Linked DNA regions of Homo sapiens: region 2 is linked to region 1. Evidence: read pairs that join two places in POLR2A ChIA-PET (ENCODE). Cell type or tissue: GM12878. All regions are shown on one strand. Each heading gives the region's core, and the rest is flanking DNA. Links, peaks and the distances in the headings are about the cores only.

Region 1 (5,000 bases), core at 1-5,000:
AAAAAAAACCCACGACCTTTCTCCCCTCTATCCTGCAAATACTGGCAGAATCTAACAGGAATCCAGGTATTAACAGTTTAGGGAATGAAGCTTACAAAGCCTAAAACCCAACATCACAGAGTATAAGAGGGTAAATTTTGAGCTGAACAGTTGGTCCATTCCACTCCTGTGGCATACACATTTGCACTTCCATAAAATGATGATTCCAAGCTTCTATCCAGTAAGATCAAACTATCCTTTATACAAATGAAGGTACTTTCACCTTCTCCCTAAAAAGGGAGAAGCAAAGTCCCAACAGTAATTGTATCCATCTGTGGATATTATGACCTCTTCTAGTTGAATCACAATTCCTTAAGAATACTTTGCAACCTAATGTTTAAACTACAGTTAGCCACCACCAGTATTCCTTAGATAAAGGAGAAAGAAAATATACACATAACAAGCAAAGAAGGAAATAGGAATAGGGCTACAGTCTTTGTTTCTGTAACAGATTACAAGGCTACAGTTGGTATTTATAACTTCCTTCTCCTACCCATTCCGTATCATTCCCTTTGCCTACAGCCAAGAGCTCAGCCAGCTGCATTAGGAATAACCTTAATTAGTTCAGAATCTGAACTCTCAGTGGTCCTGCCTTTAACAGAATGCTGTGGTTTCCCATTACCTTTTACTTTTGGACATCTAAGTATTAAGAGGCATACCAGAGAATCCCTTGGGCACAGTCTGCTCTGTGCTAGTTTGTGGCAGTAATCCAATTTCCCCTTGGTAATTCGCATCAATCACCTCAACACATAAATAACCACTTCTTTCCCTGCTGGTTCTGTAGGCATGAGGAATCCCAAACGGTCAAGTGGCAGTCTCAAATTCAGTTTAAGTCAATTGTTGTGCCCCTTGGTGGAAGCATGCAATCTATGAGGGTCTATTTCTTTGGGTCTCCCCTGCTACCAATTATTCATCAGTTAAGAGTTGTCAGAAAAACAGAAATCACTTAGGTAATTTAAAAAGAGGGAGTTTGGTATACAGAATTTGCTTCTGAGATATTGCAGGAGTGTAAGGGCCAATATGAACATGAAGATCATCCAGAGACAACTAACTGCAGGAGGCAGCTACCACAAGGGAAGGTGGTAGGGCGAGCAGGACGTAGGAGCTTGGAGCAAGGGTCACCAAAGAGTTGGTGCTCAGCTTATGAGGAAAGGTACCACTTTCCTCTAAGTGTCAAGGAAGGCTTCACAAAAAGAGTGATGGCTGAGACGGGTTTTTAAAATAAGTTTACTATGCATAGTCTATTTTACTTTTATTACTAATACATCCACTTTATAATTGGCCTGGTCATTTAGAAATGGTTTCAGGGACTACCACTTTAGCACATTAAAAGTATTAGTAAATGAGCCAAACCATGGGTGCTATAATGTGTCCAAAACAAAACTAGGATTGAAAGCCATCCTTTCCTACTTCGAATATGTTCGTTTAAGGCTGGGCGCGGTGGCTCGCACCTGTAATCCCAGCACGTTGGAAGGCCGACGCAGGCGGATTACTTGAGGCTGGGAGTTCAAGACCAGCCTGGCCAACATGGCGAAACCCGTCTCTACTAAAAAAAAATACAAAAATTAGCCAGATGTGGTGGTGCACGCCTGTAATCCCAGCTACTCGGGAGGCTGAGGAAGGAGAATCCTTTGAACCCGGGAGGGGTGGTTAGCATTCAACTTCCACATCGAATGCTAAGATTGTGCCACTGCACTGCAGCCTGGGTGACAGAGTGGGAGGCTGCAGTGAGCCGAGATCGTGCCACTGCACTCCAGCCTGGGTGACAGAGTGAGACTGTCACACACACACACAAAAGAAAAAAAAATGTTGGTTTAAAGAAAGGCACTCTCTAAGATAGTTTCTCTGACCAGAAGAGTACACACTTATCAAGCAACCACAGAGTGTATGGCACTAGGCATCACCATCCTCTCTGAGGAAGGTAATCATAACCCTTATAAAGGGATCCACTTTGCTACCTAGCATTATTGCTGGAGCAGGGAAGTATCATACAAATTTACTGAGAAGGTTTTGAATCACATCTGGGTGCATTGTCTCCTCTTTACCTTTTTCTAGTGCTATGGTTATTTTCCACAACACACAGGCCCTTTTTATCTGTAGCTGGGAAAAGGGTATTTGGACACTGTAAGGAAAGCAGGTGGTAGTGAGAACAGTGCACAGGAAGGTTCAGCAATACAAATTTTGTGGTACAAAGGGCTTGTTTTTGGATACGTAGACAGACTGGAGTACACACATTGACTAACCAATGCAGTAATTACAAAGAGGGGGTTTTGAAGTCATCTGACTGAGAAGCTGCTGGGAAGGCCAAAAATACCCACAGATACACTTTGAATCTAATTACTAGTTACATTTGCTAAATAACAGAGGTACAGAAAGAACATCTTAGCTTTGATCACAAGAAAGAGAAAATAATTTAGATGGAGATGCTAAAGGGAAAAGGCAGTGAAATGTAATTTATAATTTGTTTACAAAGCTTCCCTAACTATGCTAGACAGCAATTACACCAATCAAGTCCTCTGAAGTGACTTTGCTGATGCACAGATCTAAAATCTAGGCAGGGCAAAAAGTCAGCAGGGCTCAAAATCTGAGGGCTGGAGAGGAGAACAGCTTAAGATCCTCAATCCTGTGATGCTTGTGTGCCAAAGACTTGAAATAGAGAACTAAAGATTGCAGCCTTTACTTGTCCTCTACCCTGACAGGAGATTCAAAACGCAGAGCAGATGAAAAAATGGAAAGAGAGGCTTGAGAAAAAGTATTATTCTATGGAAATTCAAGATGACTACCAGCCTGTCACTCAAGAAGAATTTCGAGAGTAAGCTTATGTTCTAACCAGACTATTATGGGATATCATGACATGCGCATTAAGGACATGAGTTAAACACATTATTTTCCTGAACCCAAAACTTTACTCTATTAGGATGCCTTTATTTACTTTCTATCCAGTTTTAAAGTTGCATATGACTCCATTTGCTTACAAGGTGAGAAGCTTTTGATTACATCCCTGTTATCTCTAAATAACAGAAACTGCCATCTATATTTGATTTGCATAACAGATCCTGTTCTCCACATAGCTTTAGAATATTAGATCTATAACTGGCCACAAGAGGCATGTTTTAGGAGCTTACAATTCTATCTTCCCAAAGCATTTCGCACTAGTAACTTGCTGTCTATACATGAAAGTTTATTACTGACTCATTCTCTACTTCCTTCGAAATTTTCTAGACTTTTTTTATATGCTGTGGAGCTGGAGAAGGAATTACACTACATCAATTTGAAGCTAAATCAAGTGGTGAGAAAGGTTTCAGCTCTATAGTATTGAGACAAGTGGAGGTAAGAATCTGTGATGCAATCATTGAGCATTTCTTTTTTTTTTTTTGAGACGGAGTCTCGCTCTAACGCCCAGGCTGGAGTGCAGTGGCGTGGTCTCGGCTCACTGCAAACTCCACCTCCCGGGTTCAAGCGATTCTCCTGCCTCAGCCTCCCGAGTAGCTGGGACTACAGGCATCCGCCACCGTGCCCAGCTAATTTTTTGTATTTTTAGTAGAGACGAGGTTTCACTGTGTCAGCCAGGATCGTCTCGATCTCCTGACCTCGTGATCCACCCGCCTTGGCCTCCCAAAGTGCTGGGATGACAGGCGTGAGCCACCGCACCCAGCCCATTGAGCATTTCTTATTCATGTATTACTTCATAAACTTGTGCCCTTTTCAGGCACACTTTAAAAAGTACTCAACAACCTATCATCAAACTATCCTTAGGGTCAGAATGAAGTGCCTCTGACAGGGACTCACTATACAATCCATGCATATTATGACAAGCCTCCAGTATACACACACTGGTACAAAGGATTTTATAATGAGGTTTATTATCAAATTCTAGAAAAGTGAAAGTACAAGAAAATGCTTCTAGTTCAGGCGGCAGGTCTCCAGTAGTTCAGTCAGTAGGTAGAGAAAGACAGTTTTCTCATAGTTACAGAGTAGAAAAACTATTGATGCTATCAAGTGCGTCAGGTACCATGTTCTGAATTCCTTTGGCCACAGATAAATTAATAAAGGCTTAGGATTCTGGGAAACCATTATATAAGACCCAAGTAAAGTAACCTCCCTCCATTCTTTAGAATTTGAAGCCTTCTGGAAAAAGCCAAAGTGTAGAACAAACTCCCCAGCCACCTACAGAAATCTCACTAACATCTTCAAACTGGAAATTTACCTAGACCATTTCTAAGGTGTAATGCATTTAAGGTTTCCCAAAAATAAAATACAGAGCAGGGTAGGCGTATCACTGTCATAAGTTATGTTTGGAAAGTGTAAATGAGGATGCTGTAACAGCCTTATTTGGAGGGTTGGAAAGTTGTGTGTGGCTGGCATTTTGGAAATTGGAGAGAAACTCTTCTAATTTTTCTAGGCTATGTAAGCCCCCCTACGATAGCCATATGTTCTCTTAGCCCAAGCAACATCATTTGACCTCAGCACTCAACTTCCACATTGATGCTCAATAGTTCCTGAATTTTAAAACTCAAATATAAAGACATTTTTAGATTACTACTCACCTTCCTCAGGACAAGCTCTTCTCTTAAGAGACTGTACATCCAGTGTTCTTAATAGGATAATTCATTGTAACAAGAAATGCTAACTGTTCTCTCTGCGGCTTCTCCCTAGATCTGCACAAGGGAATGAACAACATGGCCTTTCCCTGTCTTACCATTTCCCAGAGTTGTAGCCAGCCAAATAGTTTAGTGACCCTGTTGTTCCCTACCATCGCCCCTGGGTGGGATCATTTAAACAAAGCCTAAGCTGAGGGAACACTTGAGGTCTTTTTTTTTTTTTTAAGCCCAGTGGAAAAACAAACATACATTTACAATGACTTAGAACTTTCAAGTTCTTTTATTATAAAAGTCTGTACAATGAAGTGCCAGACACAGCAATGCCATTATACTGGTGGACATATATATCTATATATTATT
Region 2 (16,617 bases), core at 5,233-10,232, 77 kb before region 1:
GCTTTTGTAAGCCACCTAACCCTAGAAATAAACACTACTATTGTGTCTTTTTAACCGATAAGGATCATGAGACTTAGAGGGAAACCTAACGTACCTAACAGTAAATGCAAACAATCTGACGCCAGAGTATTCCACACCATCTAATGGTCATGGGCTGCTTGCCTCACCCTCGAGATAAAGGTACAAGCCACAGTATCTGGCACACAGTTTAATGTTCCGTGAATGTTACTTAATGCCCTTCTCTATCCATCCCCCACTACCATTCACCCTCAACCCTCATCTCACATACATACCTCATTCTAAACATTCTTCAAAATTCAGTTGAAGGTCCACACTGACCTTCTTAGACCAATCAAGCTTCTTTCTCCTTATTTCTAGCACTTACTTCTCAAAGCCTTCCAGGTCATCATGCACTGTCTTGTGATGTCACTGGCATGATTTAATGTCTTATGACATTAATGTTTCTTATGTCTTATGATATTATTAAGATGAACCTATATTATTATTCATCTTTTGCACTACTGACCTTCTCATATAATTTAATTGTGTCAGTTAACTCCAAAATCCTTTGTGTTGTTCCTGGAGTCTTAGTAAAAAAGGCATGAGGAAGCATTCACCAATGCAAGAGTTTGACTGTGAAGTTTTCATTTTTAGAAAAATGATCCAAGTCAAGCAAATGCAGCTAGCATGTCAAAGTTTGATTCCACCCTGTTTAGAGAATATGTAGATATAGGTTCTTTCTGTTTGTGCCTAATTTTAGACATAAAAGTAATCTATGCATGTTTATAATACTCTATCTCATGCATGTTCACAGAACTGAATTTATCTTCTTCTGAACTACTGAGAATACTATCTGTTCTTTGAAAATGAAAAAACTGGCCAGGCATGGTAGCTCACATCTGTAATCCCAGCACTTTGGGAGGCTGAGGCAGGTGGATCACCTGAGGTCAGGAGTTCAAGACCAGCCCAATCAACTTGGTGAAACCCTGTCTCTACTAAAAATACAAAAAAATTCACCAAGCATGGTGGCACATGCCTGTAATCCCAGTTACTCAGGAGGCTAAAGCAGGAAAATAGCTTGAACCAAGGAGGCAGAAGTTGCAGTGAGCCAAGATCACACCACTGCACTCCAGCCTGGGCAACAGAGCGAGACACCATCTCAAAAAAAAAAAAAAAAAGAAGAAGAAGAAGAAAATGAAAAAATTAACTCTTACAAAAACAAAAGGCAGCTTCAGTTCACAGATTTATTTTAATCTTATGAATTTATTATAAAATACTACATACATAGGAAAGAGTTAATATAATATATATGTACAGTTTAAATAATAATAAAAGGTACATTCTATACCCACTATCTACCTTAACAAATAAAACATGAAGTAGCATTAGTAAATCTTTTTACATCACCTAAGTTTTAGTCTAAAGCAAATTAAGCCTGATACGGTAATACAACTTCAAGATGATAAAGGGTTTTTAAAGACTGAAAAGAGCCACCAAGTATTAAGAGATTATATATTGAGATTAGGAGGAGATTAGATAAATCTAGTTCTAATAATGGTATCAAACACTATATATAAAAGACTTTTAAGTGGGAACCAATTTTTTTTCATTAAAGCATTGTTGTGTAATGCAAACTTATGACCTAAATTTTCTCGAATAGTTAGTTTTAGATATTCTATTTCCATAAACCAATGACTTTCTGGAAATTACCATATTTTGTTATTTAGGCTAATCTACATCTTCCAATCGACCTCTCCTACATGGAAATAATATAAAAGTTCTTTGTGGGGCCATGTGACCTAAATGTTGGTTTGAGGAAATAAATCATCATAGTGTAAAAAAAGTATCAGGCCACAAGTTTAGGAGATCCTAACTCTAATGTCTATTGAATTATTGGCTCTGTAAGAGCCAAATCATGAATGAAATCCTATTCACGACTGCCACAAAAAGAATAAAATACCTAGGAAGACAACTAATGGGAAGTGAAGGGCGTATTCAAGGAGAACTCCAAACCACTGCTCAAAGAAATCAGAAAGGACACAAACGAATGGAAAAATATTCCATTCTCATGGATAGGAAGAATCAATATGTAAAAATGGCCATACTGCCCAAAGCAATTTATAGATTCAATGCTATTCCCATTAAACTACCATTGACATTCTTCACAAAATTAGAAAAAAAAAATTTAAAAATTCATATGAAACCCAAAAAGAGCCCAAATACCAAAGACAATCCTAAGCAAGAAGAATAAAGCTGGAGGTATCACACTACCCAACTTCCAATTACACTACAAGGCTACAGTAACCAAAACAGCATGGTATGGTACAAGAACAGACAGATATACCAATGGAACAGAATAGAGAACCTGCTAGCGAGGTTGTGGAGAAAAAAGAATGCTTTTACACTGTTAGTGGAAGTGTAAATTGTTCAACCACTGTGGAAGACAGTGTAGCAATTCTTCAAAGACCTAGAGGCAGAAATACCATTTGACCCAGCCACCCCATTACTGGGTATATACCCAAAGGAATATAAATCATTCTATTATAAAGATACATGCACATGTATATTCATTGCAGCACTATTCACAATAGCAAAGACATGGAATCAACCTAAATGCCCACCAATAATAGACTGGATAAAGAAAATGTGGTACATATACACCATGGAATACTATGCAGCCATAAAAAGGAACAAGATCATGTCCTTTGCAGGGACATTGATGGAGCTGGAAGCCATTATCCTCAGCAAACTAATGCAGGAACAGAAAACCAAATACCACATGTTCTCACTTATAAGTGGGAGCTGAATGATGAGAACACATGGACACACTGAGGGTAACAACACACACTAGGGCCTGTTGGAGAATGAGGGGTGGGAGGAGGGAGAGCATCAGGAAGAACAGCTAATCGATGCTGGGCCTAATACCTAGGTGATGGAATGATCTGTGCAGCAAACCACCATGGCACATGTTTACCTATGTAACAAACCTACACATCTTGTACATGTACCCCAGAACTTAAAATAAAACTTGGAAATAAAAAAAAGAAAATATATTTGAAAAAAAGAATTTTTGAGGAAAATATAAATGATGGAAGTTTATTCTGGAGAGACAGAAAAACTGAATGAACCAGTCACTTTAGAAGATATTGAGAAAGTTTTATTAACCCTTTAGGAAAGCTCATGGTTCAGAATGGTGCCATCTAATAAAAATATAATGCCTATCAGAAAAGAGAACAGCAAATATATAATTTTAAATTTTCTAATGGTAACACTAAAATTACAAAAAGGAACAGGTAAAATTAATTTTAATAATATGTTTTAACACAACATATATAAAAGATTATCATTTCAACGTGCAATCAATATAAAAATTCATTTTGCAGCCGGGCATAGTGGCTCATGCCTGTAATCCCAGCACTTTGGGAGACTGAGACAGGAAGATCACTTGAGGTCAGGAGTTTGAGACCAGCCTGGCCAACATGGTGAAACCCCTTCTCTACAAAAAATACAAAAAAAAAAAAAAAAAATTAGCTGCGTGTGGTGGCACACCTGTAATGCCAGCTACTCAGGATGCTAAGGCAGGAGAATCGCTTGAACCCAGGAGGCAGAGGTTGCAGTGGGCAGAGATCGCATCACTGCACTTCAGATTGGGCAACAGAGCAAGACTCCATCTCAACAATAAGAATAATAATAATAATTTTACCTTTTTTGGTACTTAGTCTTTAAAACTGTATTTTGCATTAAAACATTGGAATTTAGTTGCTAAATTTTCATTTAAAATACTTCATGTATTTAAATTGTATGCAATTTATAAAAAGTAGATTCATATACCTAGACTGTTCTAAACACACTTAGAAGTTTTCCTAAACTGAAAATGAATATTTAGATATAAATTCAATTTAATGAAAATAAAATTTTAAATTAAAAAATTACTGGCTCTGAGGTGAGCTCTAAACTTTCAGTTAGCTAACACAGCAACACAACCAATATTAAGACTAATAGTGTCTATGAGGAAAAATTAAACTAGTATCGTGGGAGACGCTCAATTATTCCTGGTACTAACAACTGAAATACATTTCTCTAGTAAATCATCATGGAGATAATAGGAACACTGACAACATCTGCTATGGTCCAAATGCTGACGTCCCCCCAAAATTCACATGTTGAAACCTAATATTCAAATGTGATAGCATTAAGAACTGGGGCCTTTGGGAAGTGATTAAGTCATGAGGACTCCACTCTCATGAATGGGATTAGTATCCTTATAAAAGAGACTTGAGGGAATTCCCTTGCCCCTTCTACCATGTGAGGTCACAGCAACAAGGCACCATTTACGAAGGAGACAGCTCTCACCAAATACTAAATCTGCTGGTGCCTTGGTCTTGGACTTCTCAGCCTCCAGAACTGTGAGCAATAAATTTCTATTGTTTACAAATTACCCAGTAAGGTATTTTAAAGGGTATCATAGCAAGCCTGAACAGACTAAGATAACATCCTTCCTTATAGTAAGCATAGCAATGTGTTTCAATATATTTCTTACTATAACAAATATTCTGAAGACTTCAGACCAAAACACAAATTCACAGATACTAATTTATGCCCTCTGAAATAATGTTTTTGAGAAATGACTCAATACCTCCTCTGGGCACAAGTGCTATAACTCTATAAAGGTAAACATCTGGATTTCTAAAATGGAGAATGCTAAAGTAGTTCCATCCTGAGTTAAGAATTCAGTTGTTCTGGGCAGGGCATGGTGGCTCACACCTATAATCCCAGCATTTTGGGAGGCTGAGGCAGCAGATCATGTGAGGTCAGGAATTCAAGACCAGCCTGACCAACATGGTGAAACCCCATCTCTACTAAAAATACAAAAATTAGCCAGACATGGTGGTGCAGCCTGTAGTCCCAGCTACTCAGGAGGCTGACGTGGGAGGATCGCTTGAACCCGGAAGGTAGAGGTTGCAGTGTGCCAGGATTACACCACTGCACTCAAGCCTGGGCAACAAAGCGAGACTCCATCTAAAAAGAAAAAAATAATAAAAATAAAATAAAATAAAAAGAATCCAGATGTTCTGGATTAACCTGTCTGTAACCGATACCTGCTGCTAGTCCGAGTGTAAATACAATACACTGGAACTAAATTGTATTAAAACCCAATGAGATTTAGAACAAATCTATTTTTTCTCTTTCTTGCAGGTGCTCAGGGAAGTAAGGAAGTTTTATCTCTGGAATTGTGGTTGAAATGTGCTACAGAAATTTCAGGGTAAGTGCAGAATCTCATGTGGATGTGCATTTGTTGCGTGTGAATATAGTGAAAGTTCCACTTTAAAAAATACCAAAAAAAAAAAAAAAACCTAAGACTTTGCAGACAAACTTTTAAGTGATTATTTGCTTTATAGGTTATTTCTTCTAGACAACGTGTTTCATAACACACCCTGATTACCAGACTGAGACAAAAGAAATTTAAAGTGAAACAATTAGGAACCATAATCCACTAATAATTGGTTAAAAAGGCAAAAAAAGTATTAAAATGATTATGCAAATGTAGAGAAATTTAAGAATTATAGGTAAAAATGTGTGCTACATTCAAATGTGTATACAGTGAGGCATTTCTATCAAAGTCGCCTCTAATCTTTCTTTCACTTGACGGTGTTTGGTTTTGTTTCCCCCACAGGATAAAGAAGAAAACCACTAGAGTTTCTCTGACCATCAGCTCCCCAACGAATGAAACCTCCAACAACAGATCAAGTTACTCTAACTTAGTTCAACAACTGTATATTAATCCCTAGAGGGTAAGTTCAGTTTTAAGCCTTCTGAGAGGGTCTTAGTAATGGAGACATAGGCCCAAGAAAAAGGAGTCAATGCAGTTTTCTTAAGAAGTATACAAGAAGAAAGCCTCTAGCTGCATGAACTCAAAAGAACAAGAAAGAAATCCATAGGTTTCAGAAATAACTCCATGGTAGCTCTATGGCTTGGCCCTTTGTTTGTGTGCCAGATAAGGGACAGTTGGTTTCTAGGAACTTGTTCCCATAAGAGAATATTCCAACTATCCGAGGAATGAATTCCCTTTTAATTTAAAAAAAAAGCGGGGGAGGGAGATGCTTTTTTGGAAATCTAAAAGATCCAAGAAGAGCAATTGTATGGAGGAAGAAAAAAAATTTAGTAAAATTTAAACTTTTTTTAAATGTTTAATATATAGTATCTAAATACTTGCCAATATGCATTTCCCAAATATAATTGCCCAGTGTTGTATTTCTCCATCTCAGCTAATGGAATGCTGAAGGATAAAGAAGCAAGTGTAGCACACTGGAGCAAATACCCAAACTGACACTGAAATTAGAAGCATCATGCTTTTCATAAAGGAAAGTTAAGGTGTGGTCAGTAGCAGCTAGAACTGAGCCCGTCAGTTTCTGGCAACCATGGACCTGAGTTTCAGGGCTTTGACAGTATGAGTGACAGCACCATGTTCTCTTTTATTCCTTAAACCAGATGCAGAGTCCCTGCAGCAGCCTGTCAGGATCCACTTGTGTAGTACCCTCTGTGTTTACCAAGGTAACCTCTCCATACTGCATGATGGAGTTTAGATTTTATAAGTAAGTTTTAGACATTAGTGAAGCGGTGAGAAGAAAAAAAGGGGAAATCAGAAAGGATTTCAGAGATTATTATCACGTTATATATGAGAAAAAATGAGGCTGAAAAGGGGTGAAATGATTTGCTCAGTGTCACAGAGCAATTCATGGTTTACCCTGTGCTCTTTAGACTTCTGCTCTGTGGCCGTCCTCCACCTCTGGAGGGCAATGCTTAGACTGTCCCCTCCAAGGAGACTGCTTTGCCTGACCTCAAAATATAGTCAAATTCTCTTAACTAGCCATAAAATGCCATTCTGAAGAAGTCAACAAGCAAAGTAGTAACTAAGTCCTGATTAGGTCACAGCCAGGAATCACTATCTTCCCTCTCACCCACTGGAAATAGCACAATTCAATCACCCCGGTCAAACCAAAACTAGGGCTAAGCCTTCTCTGGGCTCTCTGTCTCCCAATTACCAAACCTGGCAGAATTGGAATCAATGCCCATTGCTGGCTCAAAGTATGAAATGCAGGGCAGGGATTTAATCTGTACCAGATACAGGATGGGAGACAAACAAAACAATGTCATTAAGAGTAAGTGACATTGCTATTGATTCTGGAAGCTTGTTTTCAACAGATGCTGTCACGTACATGTCTGTTATTTCTACAAGTCTCTCCTGCTGCATTCCTTCCCTATAAGATGCCTGAGACCTCTGGGCATCAAGCCTGAGGGTTAGGCTGGTCCTTAGTCTAACCTGTAGAAAGACCTCAGATTCCCGCTCTCTGGTCTCACTGCCAAGTTATAATCTGAAATATCATTCTAGATTCCAGGGTACTCTGGGGTTGCAGGTAGAGGGAGGAGAAAGATCAGGATTTAAGGGGTAAATTTAACATAAATGCCATCCATTCATTTATACATTGTGATACTAAACTAGCTAAAAACACTTTTTATATATCTGTATAACTCTTACTCTTTACAGGAAGTTTTCAGACCTTTGTGAAATGAACCTCAAAACCCCACATATTTTGCTAGCCCTATTTCATAGACAAAGAACCTGAGTTCCAGAGAAGTTAATAGTCTTTTCCAAGTTCCTATAACCAGCTTCAATCAGCCAGTGGCAGAGTTAATATTTTGGCCCAAGTTCCCTAATTCAGGGCTCTTAAGAAATTACAACATAGTACTCACTTCGTTATCCAGTTTCACTTTCTGTGGTTTCAATAACCCACGGTCAACTGCAGTCTGAAAATAGATGAGTAGAGTATAATAAGATATTTTAAGAGAAAGAGAGAGAGAGAGAACACATTCACATAACTCTTATTACAGTATACTGGTATAATTGTTCTATTTTATTAGTTATTGTTGTTAATCTCTTACTATGACTAATTTATAAATTAAACTTTATCATAGGTGTGTATTACAGGAAAAAACACAGTGTACACAGGTTTCAGTACTATCCATGGTCTCGGGCATCCACTGAGGGTCTTGGAATGTGTCCCCTGCAGATAAGGGGTGATTACTGTACTGCCCATGCTACTGTGACCAATAATAAAGACTAAATCTGTGACTAGATATGTACTCAACAAAATAAATATAACAACAGAAGGAGTGTTCAACCAATCTGTTTTCTAATTTGAATAAAATGGCTCTTGGCCAAGTGAAATAATAACTTTCTCATTAAATATAATTCTATGAAGATAAAAATAATTTACACCTGACTGTAAAGCACACTACAAAGCCCAAAAGAATGCCCGACAGCGCCTTAAGATACAGTCAGCTGTCAATAATTATGATTTAAAAAAAGATGCACTCTTACTGCAAATGGCATTTCAAATCATTGTAGATGGTATAACAGTTTCTTCCATCCTCTGAACTCTGTGTTTGTTCTTCAGCATCTTCAAGACATCCCTACAACCAGAGGTCAGTTGGTCATGTTTGAATGCGGAATCCAGGCCACAGCCACAGTTCAAGTTCACTGGTACAGAGAGAACGTGCAGATAGCCAACTCAGATGACTTTCGGATTCTGAGGAAAAGTATCATGATAAGCCTTTCAATTGTTTTTAATTCCAGTTAACCTTGAAGTCTACTTCCTGTTTTAAAGTTTAATTGCTGATTTTTTTTAAAGGCTTAAAGATTTGTGCTGGTAAACAATTATTATCTCAAATCCAAATGATTTCTCAACAATAACCAACAAAGAAAACTGTTTTGATGAAAGAGTAATTTTCATAGCTGTGAAAAGATTGGTTTATCATCATAAATTAATCTTATTTTCATAATGAGTTCTTGACATATAAACAAAAAGAAATATGAGAATAAACATATTTCTTAAAGGGTAAAAACATAAAAAAACTGATGCATAACTTTTTACTTTATTGGGTAATTTTCCTACAAGATAATTAATTTGGAGAAAGGTAGTAAGTATAATGATCTATCTCATGCTAAACAATGAATTTATACTTTATAAACAATTTCTCATTTAATCCTCACATAAACATTTTGAAATATGTGTTATTATCCTCATTGTTAAATAACTGAAATTAGAAATACAAAAAAATCTTGCTCAAGGACACAAGGCTAGTAAATGCTGTAGCCAGTGTTCAAATCCAAGATAGTTCTTACGCCAAATGAAGAAAATATACTCATTTAAATATTAATTCAAAATAACTAAATATTTACACATCATATATAGGGAAAAAATCTTTTTATTACACAAAGGATATGATATTTCTGTTAAAATAACATTTATTGCATTGTTGAAAATAAAGTAATACAAATTTGTAATAAACCTGGAAAATACATAACATGAAAAAATTAAAAATAGAGAAAACCATTATTAACCTTTCATGTATTTTTCTACAGTAATGCTACAGTATTTTTATAATGTAATATTCCATTTTATTTTAATCAGAGAAATTAGGAAAAAATGATTCTCTTCGGTGAAAAAGGCCACCTCAGTATTAGTGTGTTCAACAGTGGTTCATATTCAGAGAAGATATAGTCATCTGGTCTAATCTTCACATTAGGGATGAAGAAAGTCTGGGTAAGTAAAGTAATTTTCACAAGGTCACAGAGCAATTTAGTGATAAAAGCAGAACTAAAATCAAGTTCTTCTACCCTGCCACTTATTCATTCCTTTATGCACCTTTTCTGAGTTTCTGAAGAATTTACTTACCGTCTGTGACTCCAGATTAGTCAATTTTGTATTTGTTTCCAGGTATTTCTCATATACATATGGCCCCTTCTCCCAACTAAATTATCATCACTTAAATTCTCTCTCTTTTTTCTTGTTTTATCTTTCAGAAGTTTATCATCCATTCCTGGTAAGTATAATTTCTTAAAATCTTGAAAATTGATTAAATCAACATTAGCATCAGAAGACATTGTCCCCTAAGTCACTCTTGCCTTCATGAGCTCTTTTGAGGCTCCCCTACATCAACTCTTGAACTGACACAACAGAAGAAGCAAGACAGCTGGGATTTATCAGTGTTTTTATTCATATATTTATTCATTCAACATAGGTTTACTGAGTACAGACTAATGGTTAGTCTCTGTTCTTGGTATTAAGGAGACAGCAATGAACCAGACTGACAAGGTCCCCACTCTCAAAGAATATGCATTCTCCCTGTAATCCCACTTGGTTTAGGATTTGTGACTCGTGAACTTTATACAGAAGCAATAAGGAGATGTCCTGACATCGAACATCCAAACTGCTCACTGTCCAAGAAGTAGTTGTGGTGACCATCACACTGTGGCCATCTCTGTATTAACATGAGGTCTAAGCGTGATGGTAGTGATAATTTCTAGTTCAGTTCAGAATATGTTTCCATAGGACTAAAGCTACAGAAATCTAGAAATCAAGGAATAAAATGTAATCCCTGCTTTCAAGGATTTCATAGTCTAGTAGAGAAAACAAACATGTCTAAGAGGCAGTTGATAAGAACCATGATGGGACTGTTTAAGACTTTTTTTTAATTTTATTGATATATATTAGAGGTACATATTTTCAAGGTATATGTAATAATATATTCATATAATGAAATCAGGGTAAATGAGATATGCATCACCTAAATTACTTTTCTTTACACTAGAAACATTCAAATTATTCTCTTCTAGCTATTTTGAAATGTACAATTAATGGGGTTTTTTGTTTTGTTTTGTTTTTTGAGATGTAGTCTGGCTCTGTCGCCCAGTCTGGAGTGCAGTGGCACGATCTCAGCTCACTACAATCTCCACCTCCTGGGTTCAAATGATTCTCCTGCCTCAGCCTCCTGATTAGCTGGAACTACAGGTGCCCGCCACCACACCTGGCTAATTTTTCTAATTTTTTAGTAGAGACAGGGTTTCGCCATGCTGGCCAGGCTGGTCTCAAACTTCTGACCTCAGGTGATCTGCTGCCTTGGCCTCCCAAAGTGCTGGGATTACAGGCATGAGCCACTGCGCCCAGCCAATGGGGTTGTATTTTTAAGATTTATCTTTATGAGCCCACTGAGAAGAGAAAATACCTAATCAGATGGATTTTTTTTTTAATCTCAGGAATAATCTATTTATTCCTAGTACCTACTCTCCCCAACATCCTCCCACACTATATGTTTGTTACCTTGGGGCATCCAAATACAGTAATCAAGTTGAATTTCTTCTCTTTCCACAGGAAGTCTGCACCTTGATTATCACAGAAGCATTTCCTGAAGACTCTGAGGAGTTCAAGTGTATTGCAGAAAATGAGGCTGGCACTGCAGCTTCTGCAACAAACTCTTAGTTTCCCCAGGTAATAACTCTTCAAAATCTCTTTGCTACAATTCAGCCCTGAGCCAAAAGGAAGAGTCTTTGTTTCCATCTGAACTCATGATTAATTATATTTTTGAAAGAAAGTAGTAGAGAAATCAGAGCGTCCTCCCAAGTTATCCATGAGCAAATTTTCTCCAAAACTGGCCTCCTCTCTCTGGAGCACCAAAAGCTACACAAAGGACACAAATCCAAACGATACCCCCATAAACTTTATGCCAATTACTCCTGAACCAGCCAGTCATAATGAACATGAGATCCAGTTTCCAAAGAAGGATTTCTGTACCATCAGTGGAAATACTTTTGAGCTACAAGCACAATAGTAAAGGGAGACAGACCCAACATTCATTCATTCAACAAATATTCCTGGTTCTGTAGATAGATCATGACAAAGCTCCTGTCCTCAGGGAGTTTGCATTCTGACATGAGTCACTTTATGTCGGTCCTCCCTTGCTTTTCAGTATGCATTTCACCATGGCTGAAATATTAAGCCCTGTGCTTAGATTCACAGTTAAGGGTTTATTACACAGATTTATTGAAAAAAAAAATCAGGCCAGGCACGGTGACTCACACCTGTAATCTTAGAACTTTGGGAGGCCGAGGCAGGTGGATCACTTGAGGTCAGGAGTTCAAGACCAGCCTGGCCAACATGGTGAAACTTCGTCTCTACTAAAAATAAAAAATAAAAAAATTAGTTGGGCATGGTGATGTGCACCTGTAGTCCCAGCTATTTAGAAGACTGAGGCACCAGAATTGCTTGAACCAGAAGGTGGAGGTTGCAGTGAGCCAAGATCATGACACTGCACTCCAGCCTGAGCGACAGAGCGAGACTCTGTCTCCAAAAAAAAAACAAAAAGGAAAAGAAAAATCAATACTGAAATAACACAAGATTTTAAAGAAGTGGAATCTCTTCCCAAAATAGAATTCGGTGTCCTATCTCAATATAAAAATGTAAAACATTTTGTGATACAGGTTTCTTCTTTATCCATGAAGAAAAACAGACCTTAGAATAAAAACAGAAATGTCCTTGTGTTTGGAAAACAAACCTACAAATGTAAAGATAATTCAGTTAAGTGAATTTTCCTACCAGGTTATGTTTAAAACAACACAATCCATCACCATTTGCTACTTCTCCACCCCCCAACACAAACCTCAAATCAAAATATTGTTTAAAAAATAACCTAGGGGCTTGGTGTGGTGGCTCATGCCTGTAATCCCAGCACTTTGGGGGGCCAAGGCGGGCAGATCACCTGAGGTCAGGAGTTCAAGACCAGCCTGACCAACATGGTGAAACACCATCTCTACTAAAAATACAAAAATTATCCGGGCATGGTGGCACATGCCTGTAATCCCAGCTACTTGGGAGGCTGAGGCATGAGAATCGCTTGAACCCAAGAGGCAGAGGTTGCAAGGAGCCAAGATCAGACTACTGCACTCCAGCCTGGGTGACAGAGCGTGCTGGGCTTGCCTTGGGAAGATGGCCAATACTGATTATCTAAATTTTTTCTAAGTACCTGTGTTTAATAGTGAGCCTTTGGGAGGCTAGGCGGGAGGATCATGAGGTCAGAAGTTTGAGAACAGCCTGACCAACATGGTGAAACCCCGTCTGTACTAAAAATACGAAAATTAGCCGAGCCAAGTGTCATGGCACACGCCTGTAATCCCAGCTATTCAGGAGGCTGAGGCAGGAGAATCACTTGAACCCGGGAGGCGGAGGTTGCAGTGAGCTGAGATTGCGCCACTGCACTCCAACCTGGGCAACAGAGCAAGACACTGTCTCAAACACACACACACACACACACACACACACACACAAATAGTGAGCCTAGGTCAGGCACAGTGGCTTACACCCATAATCCCAGCACTTTGGGAGCCTGAGGTGGGCGGATTGCTTGAGCCCAGAAGTTCTAGACCAGCCTGGGCAACATAGTGAGACCCCATCTCTACAAAAATATGCAAAAATTAGCTGGGTGTGGTGGCTCATGTCTGTAGTCTCAGCTACTTGGGATGCTGAAGTGGGAGGATGGCTTGAGCTGGGGAGGTCAGGGCTGTAAGTGAGCTGTGATCTCACCACTGCACTCCAGCCTGGAAGGCAGAGCAAGACCCTGTCTTTAAAAAAAAAAAAAAAAGAAAGAAAAAAAAAGTGAGCCTTTAAAGCTTTAAAAGGCACGGTTGCTCACACATGTAATTCCAACACTTCGGGACGCTGTGGCAGGAGGATCACTTGAGCATAGGAGTTTGAGGCTGCAACAGATATGAATCATGCCACTGCACTTCAACCTGGGAGTCCAAGTGGGACCCCATCTCAAAAACAAAAATAAGCAAATAAATAAAACTTTAAAAGACCTTGAATTTATAAGTTAGTATCTTTCATAACACATGACCATCTTCATTAGTAAAATCACCTATGGAGAAAACTATTGGGTAAATATTCCATAAAAGTTAACAAGTTTTTATTGAGTGTCTACTATGAGCCACACTGCGTTAGGCCAAGATAAATAAGTAGTAAACAGTCCCTCTCTCAGAAACATTTTAATCTAGTTAAGGAGATAAACCTACAGAATGTCCATTATATGACTTCCCATTTCACTTGAGTCTCTCATCAATCGTCTGATTTAGGTTGGTAAACCTTGTACTACTCTTTTTTTTTTTTTTTTTGTGAGTCTGGGTTACAAGTCTTGCTGTGTCACCCAGGCTGGAGTGCAGTGGTGTGATCATGGTTCACTGCAGCCTCAAAATCCTGGGCTCAAGCGATTTTCCCACCTCAGCCTCCCATGTAGCTGGGACTACAGAAATGCGCCAACATGCCTAGCCTCATTTTTCGATTAGTTATTAAAGCTCAAAGTTTAAGCAACTTGTTTAAGGCTACACAGCATGTATGTGGTGGAGTGGGCCCTCACACTCAGGTCTCCAAAAACAGATAACAAAAGGTAAATATGTCTAGAAAGTTGTAGAGCATTAGCCAAATTAATGTTATCATTTGTATTCTTTAACTCCAAACCCGATGGATTCCATTATTATTTCTTGCTTGAGAATAATATAAGATTGAGTCAAATGTTAGACTGGATATTTCAAATTACAAATGCTACAATGGGATTCCCTTTCATTATATATCTATGCAGAACTTTAATAACCACAGTGAATTTGTGTGAACTAAAATAAAACTTTCTTCACTCCTTAGTTCTTCCATCCTCAATGTGACGTTTTCCTTTTCAGTTGATATAGCAGAAATGAGTTTCATCACACACATCTGACCTCCGAATTTAAAAGAAGTTCACAGCACCATTTTTTTTTTACAATGGCATATATATCTTATATTTTTGAAAGACAAGAGCTATATATGAAGAGGGAAGAATGAGAGACAGTTAAATAGCTACCCTGTTTCTGAAACTGACGATAGACAAGGAATCCCTTAACATGTAACAGGAAAGGTTTCAGTGAGATAGTAGGAAGTTACTATATTTTGTAAGGCATTTGAATAATTTACTGAAGGCCCTTACTGATAATTTAGAAAAAGAAATGGAAAAGGTTGTCTTTGTGAGCAGGTTGTAGTAAAAGTTCACCCATCTGGCATTGTAATAATTCCAGTCTTAAGAGTCTATGATTTTTCTCAAATAGGCAATTAAACCATTCAAATAGCTATATTTGTGAGGAAACAAACCACCATTCAAAAAAGCAAATCAAACATTAAAAGGCAGGAACAAACAGATTTACAGTAGATTATTAATATAGCCCCTGACTACTGAGAATGGTATCATAAAAGAGGACCTACTTACCTTTCCTAAATCATCCCTTGATCCCATTATAGCAAAAACTTTAGCCTTGACGTACCATGAAGGCTATCACATGTAACACACGGTAACCTGGGTTGTATCTTACAAAGACCTAGAGAAGAGGCAAAGCTTGAAAGACAAAGAGTAAGCAGAACTAAATTCTTCCTCGAGTGTAGTATGCTTAGAACCTGCTGTAGGCAAAATTGGGAATTTAGCAGGTTGTCCTGGATGTCTTCCCTACTTGGCTGGTGAGGTATACCTCAAACTTTTAGTGCAGAGAGACCTCAAATCTATTATTTCCTTTTCCATGCCCTAATCAAACCCTGTTCTCCAGCAGAACCAAATGTCAGTCACATATACCACATTTAAAATTGCTTAGAATAGATAGGCTGGGCATGTGGTTTATGCCTATAATTCCAGTGCTTTGAGAAGCCGACGTGGAGGATCGCTTGAGGCAAGGAGTTTGAGACCAGCTTGGGCAACATAGCGAAACTCTGTCTGTCCAAAAAATTTTAAAATTAGCTGGGTATAGTGCTGCATGCCTATAGCCCTAGCTACTTGAAAGTCTGCAGAGGAAGGATCTCTTGAGCCCAGGAGTTTGAGGCTGCAGTGAGTTCTGATCATATCACTGCACTCCAGCCTGGGTGACAGAGTAAGACCCTGTCTCTAAAAAAAAACTAATAATAAAATAAAATGCTTGAAGGAGTGTCTTACTCATAATAAATGCTATATATTGGCTATTATTACTTTTATCCTATCACTTGCATTTGTATTTTAAGTCTCTCTAATTTAGATGGAAAGGTTTTGTCTGTATTACTGGAATTTGAAATATCAGTGAACAGATGTTGAAGAATATTTTGGGAGACTCCTGAAATAAGACTTTGTAGGCAACCACCTACTCACCAAGTCTAGCATGCTTTTTCTACTAAGGGCTGCACGCCCAGGCAGAAATTATCAAGCTTTCTTTGAACACCAAAGAAAGGTACACCTACTTGGCCAGCTGTGAAGGATTTTATATGGCTCATATGTGCTCAAACATCTATTTGCTGGATTCTAATATACATGTTAATTCAATCAAGATTGGGGTATCTACCCATGAGGGAGGGGAACTGAAGCCACCCCATGGAGATAATTCTACTCCCTTGGCCCAATCCTCATGCCACCTACCCTACTTCACCACATTTGCTGATTCGACATTTTATTCTTCTGCAATTATTTACTTCCCTGCACAAAAATGGAAATCTAAATACCATGATGGTCTCTGTGACAAAAAGTGAAAGGAAACTAACTGTTAGGAATAAAGGGAGATGAACATGCATTGACAGCTCTAATTATATAGATTGCTTATTTGTTTGGTTGTTTCTTAAGTGTTTCAAAACTCTTTCAGAATAAAAGTACTAGGCAAAAGGGGCATATGCCATACAGATTCAGAAAACTTGCTCAAGAAACACCATCATGTTTTTCCACCTCCCTACCTTCCCAGTGACATGTCACTAT

Evidence for each region. ChIA-PET counts read pairs that join two places held together with the same protein. Peaks named below come from ENCODE experiments on the same cell type or tissue, not always from the same donor. Only the 100,000 strongest peaks of a DNase experiment are listed, where the experiment ranks them.
Region 2: POLR2A ChIA-PET joins it to region 1 with 5 read pairs; 3 of 35 experiments call an interaction of 5 or more read pairs at or near these places.

The regions. Positions count from the first base shown.
Region 1 is chr5:137,933,059-137,938,058 of GRCh38, forward strand. PKD2L2 (polycystin 2 like 2, transient receptor potential cation channel) reads left to right here. Exons shown (of 15, transcript NM_001300921.2): 13 at 2,739-2,851; 14 at 3,262-3,369. The coding sequence ends at 3,352. It overlaps FAM13B (family with sequence similarity 13 member B), which reads right to left. Exons shown (of 24, transcript NM_001385994.1): 24 at 4,902-5,000. Among named protein-coding and RNA genes, the nearest start is that of PKD2L2, 46 kb to the left of the region's middle. In GM12878, for the core only: no CTCF peak of the experiment used is centred there; a DNase peak (open chromatin) is centred at 2,263; H3K27ac peaks cover 1,591 bases.
Region 2 is chr5:137,850,676-137,867,292 of GRCh38, forward strand. It overlaps PKD2L2-DT (PKD2L2 divergent transcript), which reads right to left. Exons shown (of 4, transcript XR_948815.3): 3 at 8,381-8,588; 4 at 3,136-7,806. LOC107986368 (a long non-coding RNA gene) reads left to right here and starts at 5,187. Exons shown (of 7, transcript XR_007058951.1): 1 at 5,187-5,263; 2 at 5,675-5,792; 3 at 6,490-6,552; 4 at 8,457-8,542; 5 at 9,474-9,605; 6 at 9,866-9,885; 7 at 11,214-11,939. RefSeq lists enhancers at 7,658-7,737, 7,768-7,817 and a silencer at 13,249-13,415. In GM12878, for the core only: no CTCF peak of the experiment used is centred there; DNase peaks (open chromatin) are centred at 5,670 and 7,746; H3K27ac peaks cover 1,702 bases.